Linked DNA regions of Homo sapiens: region 2 is linked to region 1. The links are chromatin contacts, found by Hi-C or POLR2A ChIA-PET in ENCODE. All regions are on one chromosome and are shown on one strand. Each heading gives the region's core, a stretch centred on a gene start or an enhancer-like site at or near the end of the contact. The rest is flanking DNA. Distances are from core to core; before and after follow the strand shown.

Evidence for each region. Hi-C counts contacts between places; a loop is a spot of excess contacts on that map. ChIA-PET counts read pairs that join two places held with the same protein, here RNA polymerase II (POLR2A). Pooled maps may share reads with other maps.
Region 2: a loop to region 1 is called in a map with no recorded cell type, with 8 times the contacts of the local background. The contact joins the promoter of HDDC3 here to the promoter of PDE8A in region 1. A Hi-C loop is called at or near these places in 1 of 37 single-sample maps with no recorded cell type and 2 of 50 pooled maps. POLR2A ChIA-PET finds 5 or more read pairs at or near these places in 1 of 52 experiments (activated CD4-positive, alpha-beta T cell).

Annotation. Positions count from the first base shown.
Region 1 is chr15:84,980,606-84,986,590 of GRCh38, forward strand. PDE8A (phosphodiesterase 8A) reads left to right here and starts at 1,251. Exons shown (of 22, transcript NM_002605.3): 1 at 1,251-1,743. The coding sequence starts at 1,558. RefSeq lists silencers at 313-362, 683-1,172 and an enhancer at 900-1,432.
Region 2 is chr15:90,928,875-90,934,859 of GRCh38, forward strand. HDDC3 (HD domain containing 3) reads right to left here and starts at 3,675. Exons shown (of 4, transcript NM_001286451.2): 1 at 3,555-3,675; 2 at 3,181-3,236; 3 at 2,830-3,070; 4 at 1,094-2,531. The coding sequence starts at 3,666. The coding sequence ends at 2,401. It also overlaps a transcript of UNC45A not described here. RefSeq lists enhancers at 983-1,212, 2,843-3,072, 3,823-3,872, 5,497-5,596.

The DNA of each region.
Region 1 (5,985 bases), core at 1-2,500:
CAGCCCGCTACAGGATACGTGATGGACGCCCAGAGACACCGCCCTCCAGCTGGTGGGGGAGGAGCCCCAGCCACCAAGAAGTTAAGTGACTGGCCCAGTTCACACAGCAAGCTAGTGGCTGTGTGCGTGTCCGGGGTCCTCATGGGCCCCAGGCCTGCAATGCGTACGCCCCTTCCCCTGGCTCTGCCTTTGGGGTCTCGGACGCCCGACTAGCACTTTGGTTAAAATGAGAGGAGGACGGGCGCCTGCAGCCTGCCCGGTGCTGTAGCTTTGCGGCCGCCCCGGCGCCTGTGTAATCCGAGGCGTGGCGCGCCAGGTTTTGGCCTGCGAGGGAGCGCACGTGGGCTGCGGCTTCTCGCGGACGCCCAGGCCCCACCCACCCGGGACCCGGCGCGCGGCGCCCCAGTTTGACTTTCACTACCCCCAAAGGAGGTCTTTCCACCGGCCTCTTTTCTGGGTAACAGCTCCAGGGCTCACACTTGGTGACCCCACCGAGGTCAAGTAGCCGCTAAGTTACGGAGCCGGAATTCGAATTTGGCGGTCGGGCTTCTGGTGGCCTCGGGACGGAGGTGGCTGTGTGTCCCTGGGCAAGTCTCTTTCCTTCTCTGGGTAGCCCAGTCGGGCGCCCCGCCTGTCGTCGCCGCGCATGCTCAGTTGCGGGCGGCGTCCGGAGGAGGTGGCGGGCGCCCCAGCTGCTTTGCATTGACGCCAGCACCCGCTGGAGGTCACCGCTGGGGGCTCGGCGCGGCACGCTGCCGGCAAAACCCGGCCCGGATCACGGAGCCGGAGCCGGAGCCGTACCGCCAGCAACTCCTGGGTGCGCGCAGCCGTTTCTGCGCTTCTCGACGGTGCGGCCCCAGGCCCCGCTGGAGCCGAGCTGCTCCCCTCCCTACCCTGGCGGACGTGGCCCGGCCGCTCCGAGGGGTTTCCCTCGGACCCCGCGCCTAAACCCCGGCCAGCGGGAGCGTCTAAGGCTAGCCTTGTACCCCACCGGCACTCGGCCTGGGGGGGCTTTTCCGCGAGGCGGCGGCCCAGCGGGCGGAGCGGCGTGGGTGTCCACATCTAGGCGGAGTCTGGAGCCGGGGAGGCGGCGGCGGCGGCGGCGGGAGCGGGGCCGGGCGCGGCCGGGAGCTCGCCTCCCCCGGGGGTCGTGCCGCAGCTCGGCGAGGGCAGCGTGGCTCGCGCGGCGTGGACTCAGCCGCTCCTGGGTAAGGAGAGCGCAAATCTCCTCCCCCTATTTCCCCGGAAGCGCGGCCGAGGCGAGCCCGGCGATGTGAGAGGCGGCCGTCGGCTCCTGCCTCAGGAAGGGCATGTTCGGAGGGGCGGCCTCGGCACGCCACCCGCCTAAGCGCCCCCTTCCCACCGCAGCCGCCGCCGCCGCAGCGCCCGCACCGCGATAAAAGGGGCGGCCGCGTTTCCTGACGCGAGATCCGCGCTCGCCGCCGCCCGCCCAGGCGGCGATGACACGGCGCCCGCGGCGGCCCGGAGGCGCCGGGTGGGCCGTTTGCTGACCGGATCGCGGCTACCCGCCAGCGTGTCCGCGGCGCCGCCGCCAGCATGGGCTGTGCCCCGAGCATCCACATTTCCGAGCGCCTGGTGGCCGAGGACGCGCCTAGCCCCGCGGCACCGCCGCTGTCGTCCGGCGGGCCGCGCCTCCCGCAGGGCCAGAAGACGGCCGCCTTGCCCCGGACCCGCGGCGCCGGCCTCTTGGAGTCGGAGCTTCGCGACGGCAGCGGCAAGAAGGTAAGGGGCGCCGGGCACTCTGGGGCCGCCGCGAAACTCGGGCCCGGCCAGTAAGCAACTTTCCCGCAGGGGCCGGGCGGGGTCCCCCCCACCCGGCCTCGGTGCCCTCTTGTCCCGCTTTGGATGGTTCTGATTGACGCCAGTCTCCCGCCTTGCCGGGGCAGCGTTCAGAGAAGGACCGACCCAGGTCCCGCGACCCTGATTTCCTAGGGTTGCGATTAGGACGCCGCCTGTGTCGCGGCGTCGGTTTTTTGGACACATCCGACTCCCGGAGCGGCGGGGCCCGATGTGAAGTTGACTGAGGCGCTTGCATCAATTTCCTCTCCAAGAGCGGGTGTTTGAGGGAAACCCCCAGGATATTCTGGCGCGCCCCTGCAATGTTAAATCAGTGTGAACTTTGTTCTTTTCCTGTGGTAGAAAGGGAAGGGCGACTGGCCTCACCACTCTTTTCCCTCTGTCAGCTTTGCACATGCAGTTGCAGGTTACCATTTTCTTCGGGACTGCTAGAATGTAATCTGGAACATCAGCTTTGCTTCATTGCACATGTATTTGAGGTCCACGTTTATTAGCATACATACTGTATTTAAAGCATATGTAATTAGAAAATACTGTGAAACGCGATTTTTGAAGCATTCAGCAGAACAAAGTTAATCTTTTATTAAGCCGACTTACTGGGACATTTTGTGACTGGGGTTTTTTGTTTTTTTACATTGCGTGTCTTCTCCAGCGCATGTTGCCTTGGCTTATGTTTTGTCAAAGTTTCTGGGCTTAGTCTTTGTTGAGGTTTTCTAAAGGAAAGTTAAAAAGGAAAAAGAAAAACGTGATCATTAAGGCACACAGCAGCAGCTTTCCAGTTCTCTCATTTCAGAATTTAAAGCTGGAACTCATGCGTTGGTTTATGTTTTGTTAAACCAGTAAAAGACAACAACAACAAAATTCGTGCATGGCTGCAGATTGTTGGCTGTCATCCCTCTCATCACGACCAGTTTTTGAAAGAGTAATTTGCAAAATTTGTTTGATTTTTCCTTGCTTGCTGAGAACTGCTGAACCTCCGAAGTTTGAGGGATATAGTTTGATGTACTTTCTGTCTTACATTTCTAGCAGTCGTCATGATACTTTTTCTGTACGAAAGGGGAAAGTCTTTTTCAGTGTTGCATAACAGTTGATTTCCCCACCATTCCCATACCCTAAGTGAAAATTCAACTTTGTTCTGATTATCAGAAATTGAATTCCTTCTCCTATAGATTCTTTAAAGAAACCTCTGATGGTTTAGGCTTACTAACTCAAGGTGCTCTTAATATCAGTGTTAAGCTGTGTGTTAAGCCTACTTGGCTTTAAAAAAGTGTTACACAGGTGCATATGGAAACTTTAACAGCTTTCAAGTTTTCAGTCCAAATCTAACATTTTGCAGACTAATGTGATAATTTCAGATTACCAAAGTAGCCCTTTTATAGTGAGGGGCCTTTGTGTCTTACAGGCTTTTTTTGTGGTGGATTGGGTGTCCTAAAATTCACCTAGGTGTCTTGTAAGCCTCCCCAGTGCAGCAGCAGCTTGCTCTTGTGCTATCGCAGTGCCGTTAGGTCCCTGAGTTTTTAAGTACTTACTTCAACCATTCTTCTGTATTGGCAGACCATTGTCTTGTGTTGGGGGCTCAGAAAATACTTTCATCCTTAAAGTGCCTAACCCAGTGGCATACACATAGTAGGTACTAAATAAATGTTTACTGATTTCTTAAAAAATTGTTAACTGATTGATGAAACTTTTTCAGTCATTGGAATTTGATTTCATAAAGCCTCCTATGTAGACTTCAAAATAATAGTATTTCCAGAGCAGGAGTCAAATTATAAATTATAACACCACAACCACAGAAATAATAGCCCCATACTTGTTATTCATGAACTGTACATGTTGATATCTCATTTACAGTTATTTGCATTTAGGCATGTCAGATAGTAGAGCAGAGGTAAATGTCAGCATTTTTTCTAGTCTAATATTTTTTCTTTGAAAATGAATCTTTTTAAATTTTAAGATATTAACTATGCTCTGGAAATTCATGTTAGAGAAGGCAAACTGCTAGCAATTTAGCAAAATTAAATCATAAAATTAGTTTCTTTGTATTATCTCAAGATGCAATTTAATTCATTACAAAATTTCTTATTAAAACTGTAAGTCAGCATATCTTTAAGTGAATTTCAACAAGAAATTCATTGGGGGATGCTTTTATAGTCCTACAGCATTTAGTAAATACCAGTTTATCAGTGTGGGTGGGAGATTGATAACTAATTGCATTTTTAGGTTAAGCAGTATGTACTTTGCGTTAAAGTGTATCCTGCATGTGTTCTATGGAACAATATGTGGACTGTTAGTATTGTATGAGAAAAGAGTTCCGTGGTCTGGTAAGTTTTTGGGAAATACAGGTTGAATATCCCTAATCAGAAAATGAGAAATGTTCCAAAGTCTGTTTTGAGTGCTGACATGATGCTCAAAGGAAGTGCTCAATGGAGCATTTCAGAGTTTGGATTTTCAGATTAGGGATGCTGAACTGGTAAATATAATGCAGATATTCCAAAAGCCAAAAAAAAAAAATCCAAAACACTTCTGGTCTCAAGCATTTGGGATAAGAGATATGCGGCCTATACTGGCTCAGACTAAGTTCAACAGAGTTCTTTTATGTAGGGCTTGTCAGAGAACCTAATTTCTGAAAGTAATCTGTGAGTCTCCAAGTGGTTTTTAGAGTGTGCATCATTTCCTAAACTAGTTGATTGTGGAGCCCTTTTCTTGAGGTGTATGTCAGGCAGGCCACATGTTAAGACCTGATTCTTTATGTGAGATACCAATATTCAAAGTACAAGAAATATAATTAACAGTAAAACTCAACGAATGTAATTTGCTTCTTAATGATTCCAAAGGTACTTTAGATCTTGCAATATATTAGGCTGGGTTGTCTGTATGAACTTATTTAAGTATTACTAAAAATACCCTCTGTCTGTTTATTCCTTTCGGGAGTTTAAGTTTATGTGGTTACAGATAATGAATGCTGTGTTCAGTTTGAACACTTAGAGTTTTGTTTATTTTTAATCAGTGTGAGTGAGCCTTAACTGTAACATTTTAATATTTTCTTGCCAGTCTTTGGATTTACCCCATTTCCACTTTCCCTAGCCAGGACTTGAGTTGCCCTTGAAAGATTTGCATGTAGTGTTAGAGACCCTATGCTCACCCCCTATCTTCCTTTTTGCAAACACCCACTGCACTGCTAATGATTGATGCTCCCCACACCCCAACTAATCAACTCTGTGAGATGGCAGTCATGTTTGTTTTGTTCACTGCTGTATCCCCCAGGCCTGATGCACAGTAGGCCTTCCGTAAACGTATGTTGAATTAGAGAATTTTGTGAACCAGGCTGTCAAGTTGAAAATCCACCCAGGCCAGGTAAGTAGAAATAGAAGCCAGTTTTAACCAGAGTAGAGGCTGTAAAGTTTGGATTTGGTTTTGTGGAAATCTCTGGTTATTGCTCTTCAGAGCACTGTACCCAGGGAATAATATATTTCTACCCTGTTGAGCAGAGTAGATTTCCCTGTAAAGAAAGATTAAAGAGGCTGGGCGCGGTGGCTCATGTCTATAGTCCCAGCACTTTGGGAGGCCAAGGCAGAAGGATTGCTAGAGCCCAGGAGTTTGAGACCAGCCTGGACAACATCTCAAGACTCTGTCTCTACCAAAAAATAAAAAAAATTAGCTGGGCATGGCACCGCACACCTTTAGTCCCAGATACTTGGGAGGCTGAGGTGGGAGGATCACCTGAGGTAAGAAGTTCAAGGTTGCTGTGAGCCGAGAGTGCGTCCCTGCACTCCAGCCTGGGCAACAGACAGAAACCCTATCTCAAAAATAAATAATAAATAAAAGATGTAAGGATTAGTGCAGCTAAGGTGATAGATAATAGTACAGCTGCAAGCCAACCTCTAATCGAGTGTTACTGCTGTCAGCACTCACTTAAAATCTCAGACATTCTCTAGTTGGTCCATTTCTGTTTCCCTTTGCTTCTGTCATTCACTTCCTTCAACCTCTTTTCTCTTACTTTGCATCACCTCCCGTCCCACTTCCATCTTCCTCCTTGCTTTTTTCTGCTAGCCCACCTTCCTGCACAAAACTGGCCACTCTTGCCATCTTAGTCAACTAAAGTTTAGTGGTTTCCAAATGTTACTTAAGTAACATTTGGAATGGAATAAAATTTATTGCCTGCTCCTA
Region 2 (5,985 bases), core at 2,425-4,924, 6.0 Mb after region 1:
GCTGAGGTGGGCAGATCACCTGAGGTCAGGAGTTCGAGACCAGTGTGGCCAACTTAGTGGAACGCCATCTCTACTAAAAAATAAAAAATAAAAAAATCCAAAAACAGGTACTAAGAGGACAGACCTTGCATCAAATGGTGCTAGGAAAACTGGACATCCACAAGCAAAACCATACATCATATATTTTGTATATGGTGTATATACAAAAAAATTACACCATATACAAAAATTAACCCAAAATGTTCTTGCCACAAAAACAACAAAAAATTGGGTAACTACGTGAAATGATGGATGTGTTAATTTGCTTCACTATAGTAACCTTTTTACTACCTGTATGTAGCCTCATAACATCATGTATACCTTATACCAAATTAAATTGATTTAAAAAGAAATTTAACCCAAAATGGATCAAAAACTTTACTTGTAAGAGCTAAAACGATAACTTTGGGAGGCCAAGGCGGGTGGATCACCTGAAGTCAGGAGTTAAAGACCAGCCTGGGCAGCAAGGATAAATCCCGTCACTACTAAAAATACAACAATTAGCCATGCGTGGTGGCGCACGCCTGTTATCCCAGCTACTCGGGAGACTGAGGCAGGAGAATAGCTTGAACCCGGGAAGCGGAGGTTATGGTGAGCAGAGATGGCACCATTGCACTCCAGCCTGGGCAACAAGAGTGAAACTCCGTCTCAAAAAAAAAAGCTAAAACGAAAGCTCCTAGAAGAAAACAGGAAAAGCTTCATGGCATTAGATTTGGCAACGATTTCTTAGATATGACACTAAAAACACAGGCAACAAAATATATAAAGTGGACTACAACAAAGTCATCTTTTCTTAAAAAAATCTCGTTATCTTACTCCCGCAAAACTATTTAAAAAAATTAAGTTCAAAGTTCTCCAAAATGTACCATACCCTGGGGATTACTCTGAACTTTGTTCATTTGTTTTCTTTTAATTCGGCTTTTTTGGTTGCCTTTCACCTACTTTTTCGCAGAGCCCTCCGCTGGGGCCTTCACTTGGGCAAACAACTATCGTAGTCGAACAGCTTTGACCTAACAATTTCCTCGTACCCAAGATGATCGCTTTTCCAGACAACTTAATAAACTTTGGCTTTAATGGATGACTGGATGCAGAATAAAATACATAAAAATAAACCTCAGCTGCTCAGCAACGACTGAAAAACCACCACCGGGCAATCCCTCCCCATGGCCACCGAGCAAAGTTCCACCGCCTCCCCTACGCCGACCGCCGGGCTCCCGGGGTCGGACAGCCCCGGGCCACTTCCGGGCCTTCCCGGAAGTCCCTGTCACTTAACAACCGAAGTAACCCGCAATGCGGAAGGGCGAGGGGATTGCGAGTCACCGAGTTTCCCGCGCGGCTTGAGGTACTGGGGAACCGGAATCCCCCACCGGCCCAATCATGTTGCTGCTGGGGTCTCTCCGGTGCCCAGCAGTGGTTGTCAGTAAGCGGGCGGCACTCCCTTCCGATACGTCTTTTCTTTTTTCATTTTTGAGACGGAGTCTCGCTGTGTCACCCAAGCTGGAGTGCAGTGGCGCGATCTCGGCTCAGTACAAACTCCGCCTCCCGGGTTCAAGCGAGTCTCCTGCCTCAGCCTCCTGAGTAGCTGGGATTACAGGCGCGAGCCACTGCGCCCGGCTAATTTTTTTTTGTATTTTTAGTAGAGACGGGGCCTCGCCATGCTGGCCAGGCTGGTCTTGAACTCCTGACCTCAAGTGATCCGCCCGCCTCGGTCTCCCAGAGTGCTGGGATTACAGGCGAGAGACACCGCGCCTGGCCCCCTTCCAACTTTCTTAACGGGAAAGGCTGCTACCATTTCTTGAGCACCTATGTGTCAGGCTCCATCAGGCACGTCACAGTCTAACCTGATAATTACACAACCCATGTCACTGACAAGGAAGCCAGGTTCGGAGGGGTTGAGGCCCGCAACCTGAGGGAGGTGACTCCGGGACACACAATTAGTCCTGCTTTGCTGAAGGAAAGATATGCAGCCCACCAGTCGGAGGCTGGAGAAGGAGCAGCAGCAGCTTAAACCTTAACCCAGAGTTATTTTTATTTTCCAGAACGTGTTAGGAACTAGTACTTAAATAATCTCAAGTCCCTGAGGGGCCAGAGATCCCACCATGCAAAATAGCAAACAGACCCAAGACTTGGGGAGAGGCGGTGAGTGCATCAGAAATGGATGGGTACATCTGATTCCCACCACGCGGGGCTCAGCTTAGTTAGCAGGAGACCTTCAGACTGAGAAAAAATGCAAGTCTTTTTTTGGCCTCTAATATCTGGGAAGGATGGAGGGAGCTCAGGAGACACAGAAAAGATGGCGTATGAATCCTGTCCGGCCTGAACGAGGCTGGAGTTGTGCCTCTGGATAGCTTCAAGCACTGATCAGATTGTCAGCCCCCGCTGCTTGAACAGATGCTTTAGAGCCTCTTCCAGTTGCCGGTTTGTTCCCTGAAGCCCCTTCACCACCTGCGCTGCCCACTCGAAGTATTCCTGGACTCGATGTTCTGACCATCCTGCATAAGAGTCGACAGAAACTTGCTAGCGTGATGTCAAGGAAAGCACTGCCTTTTCCCCACTTCCTGGCAAGCTTGGTTCAAGGCCATGAGTTCCTGATGGAATGAGCTGTCCTGAAAACTTCCCCTTGGCCCAGCTATTGTATTTTTACTGTATGAAAGAAGATCAAAGAGTGGTCCAGTAGGATTAATTTGGGAATTAAGAATGCCCAGGGTTTTTCAGGGGAACTGACCAACATGTGTCTTCAGAAGGCGGCATCCCCCTCCCTTTTCCCTTACAGCCCATACGAAAGCGTACCCTCTGGGGTGCAGCGATTCAGGTCCCTCAGATTGTACAGCTTGTCTGCCAGCTTCACCAGTTTGGCCCCGGGGCTACTGTGGGGCGCTTGCTCCACCTGCAGCCTCTTTCTCTCCAGCTTGGGCAGAGTCTTGTCATCTGTTACCTCCTCCACCAGGCGCCGCACTTGTGCCCCAAAGTGTAGCTCCACCTCATCCAGGGTGGTGTCTGTGTCCTCCACCGTGTCATGGAGCAGGGCCGCCTGGGGACAAGTTCCCACTCAGCCCTGAGATGTCAGCCAAGGGTTGCCCATTGCTGAATGGGGCCCCTAATCCCCATCCCAGGCTCCTGGCAGAGAAGGGGGAAAGTTACCTGTAACACCACAATGTCAGTGATTCCCGCCTCGTGGGTCAGGATCCGTGCCACACCTGACGGGGAGGGGCAAAGCAGGAAGTCAGGTCGGAGGTAGTCCCAAGGCGGTGTGTTGTGGGTTTTGGAGAGCCAGATGTGGCCCCTTGTGGACTCTGACTAGCTGGGTGACCTTGGTCAAGTACCTTACCCTCTGGGAGCCAACCGACAAAGGGAACGATCATGCCTACCGTTCCAATTGTTATGAGGCTTAAACGGTATATCGCACTAAGCTTGGGACAAAACAGGTGCTCAATGAGGTGCACGCCCCCCACGTTTCCTTCCCAGTCCCCACCACCCAGGTGCCGCAGCCGGCGCTCCGCGGCCGACGCGCCCACCGATGGGGTGGTTGATGTAGGGGGTCCCCTCGGGGTCCTTCCGCCGCTGCTGCCGGTGCTTGCGAGCCGCGAAGTCGGCAGCCTCCAGCAGCTGCGCCGCCTCAGAGCCCATCGCGCGGATGGGGCCGACGACTGCGGCCGCAGGGGCAGGGACGGAACGTTTACAGCGCCCCCTGGCGCCGGGGAGGCCCGGGGATCGTGGAGGCTAATTCAGCGGGCCGAGTTGGGCCTGCCCCAGATGAATTCCTCTGGAGCTGACCGGCCCGCGCAGAGAGCAAGTGATGTGGACAGCTGCCTTCAGCATCGCAGCCCCCAGCTCAGTGTGCTCTGTTGGGGGTGCAAGAAGAACATAAGCCTGGCTCTTTGGGAGCCCACAGTCTGTGGAAAAGAGGAAGACAGACAAGAAATAAGGCAGTGGCCTCACAGTGCTCTGAATCCAGGGTGGCCAAGGCTCAGGGGACTATGGGAGCGGGAAGAAAGAACAATCCCCACACCCTCAGAGTCAGAGACAGCTTCTCCCAGAAGCTCCCCCCAAGAACCATCTTCAACCTGTAAAAGCTCTGAAAATTCTCCAAGTGTTCTAAAAATAGTTCTCCCTGTAGGGATGGGCCAGGTTCTGTGGGCAGGGGAGTCTACCTTTGGACCCTCCAGGAGACCCTAGGGCCTGACCTGAAAAATCAGAGCCTTCCCTGGGAGCCCTGCCTAATTGCTTCAGACTTAGGCTCCCAGGTAGCTGTGACGTTTCTGCAGGAACTGCCTTTGTTTGTCCTCAGTGTTGCAGATGAAATTTGCCTTGTCTTCTTATGCTATGAGAGCTCCTATTTCAGTCTCTAGGCATCTTCTGTGGGCCCCTGGGGTGATGAGTGTTGTCACTGCTGTCCTGGGAGCATGATGTTGTCAGGCCTGGGTAGGCACTGGAATAACACTTAATTCTGCTGGCTGGTGGCCTTCTGGAGAAATTCCCTGCCTTAGGGGCAGCTGAGGGGTAAGAGAGACCTGGTGATCCCCATAGAACTTCTCTGTGAGAGGGGGTTCCCTATTAGCTAAGTATACTCTAATCAGACATGTAGCTTTTGTGTTCTGGCTGGTAGCTGGGGCAGATAAGGCTCAGGGGAAAGGCTAATGAAAGGAGTCACCCTTGGTTTTCAGCTAGTCTTGGTGGTTGCCACGTAGCAGAGGTTAGGGAGGGAAGCCCCACATGCTGGAACTGAGGTCTCTGGGACCTGAAATAGGAGGGTCAGAATTCCCAGAGCTTCCATGGCAGCCTGGAAGTTGGAGAATGGGTAGAAACATATTTGGCTGTAAATGCTTGTTTGTTCTTCATACTAATGGCTCAGCTGCTCTCTCATCCCTCATTCTGTCCTCTAGTCCTTTGAGCCTTCTCTCCTTCAGCAGTTTGGCAATGCAGGCCCCACGTTTTCCAACAGGAGACAGAAACCCAGTCCCTGTCATCTCTCTCTAAAAGCCTGTGATAGAGAAGCTTCAGGCTCGTATTAATGGTGCCCAAGGGCCTTGGGGCTTTGACTTTTATTTCCTTATTGTCTGCAGTCACGGCCTAGAAAGAGAGATGTTGGGGTTCCCAGGACCAGGACAGAGGTGGTAGTGAACTCTCATGGGCATCCAGAGAAGGTCAGGCCCCTTGCTGACAGGCCTATCTGTGGGGCTACTGCTGCTCTTCAGCTGGGTGACCCTTGTCCAGCCAACCTCTCTCTCAGGTACAGCACTTACCCCTGTGGCCCACCTGCCTCTGGTGCTATGGGCTATTCCTGGGAACTGGAACTGATGGGGATGGGTGGAAGGGCATCTTTTCTTCTGGTAGGGGCTGATCTCTTTTACTCTCCAGTAGGGGTGGAGTGAGCTGTGGAAAGGCCCCTCCTGCTTGTCTCTAGCACCCCCACCTCTCTCTTCAGCTCTGGTCCACCACCCTCACTTGTGCCAGACCACCCGGGATGTCCATGGCCGTCACTACCCTGGTTTCTTTTGCCCTCGTCTGTCTGATTCTCCAGAGGAAGCCTACTGCTGCCACCTGCAGGCTGCAGGGGGCTCCTGCTGCACCCGGGCTGAATTTGAGGCCCTGTACCAAGTCAATCTGTCCGCTCTTCCGCCCCCGCCCATCCTCAGGTGAGATCTCCAACCCCAGAGCCACTGGAACATCGACAGGGTGTTCCAGTATCTGGGGCTCTGTTCCTAAATTATGGGGTGGTAGGCTTGTAACTTACAGACTAGTGAAGGGACAGACCGCAACAGAAAATCATGTAGATCATGATTACAATTACAAAGGAGAAGTTCAGGGGGCTGTGCAAGCTGGTAATGGGGAGCCATCCTGAATCTGCCCATGGGTGGCTCTAGGATGAGCTCCTAAATTCGTATGCAAATGTGTGTATGTAAGACGACACTTATTTGGGGAGGGAGTCCTGAGCTTTCTCCGGAC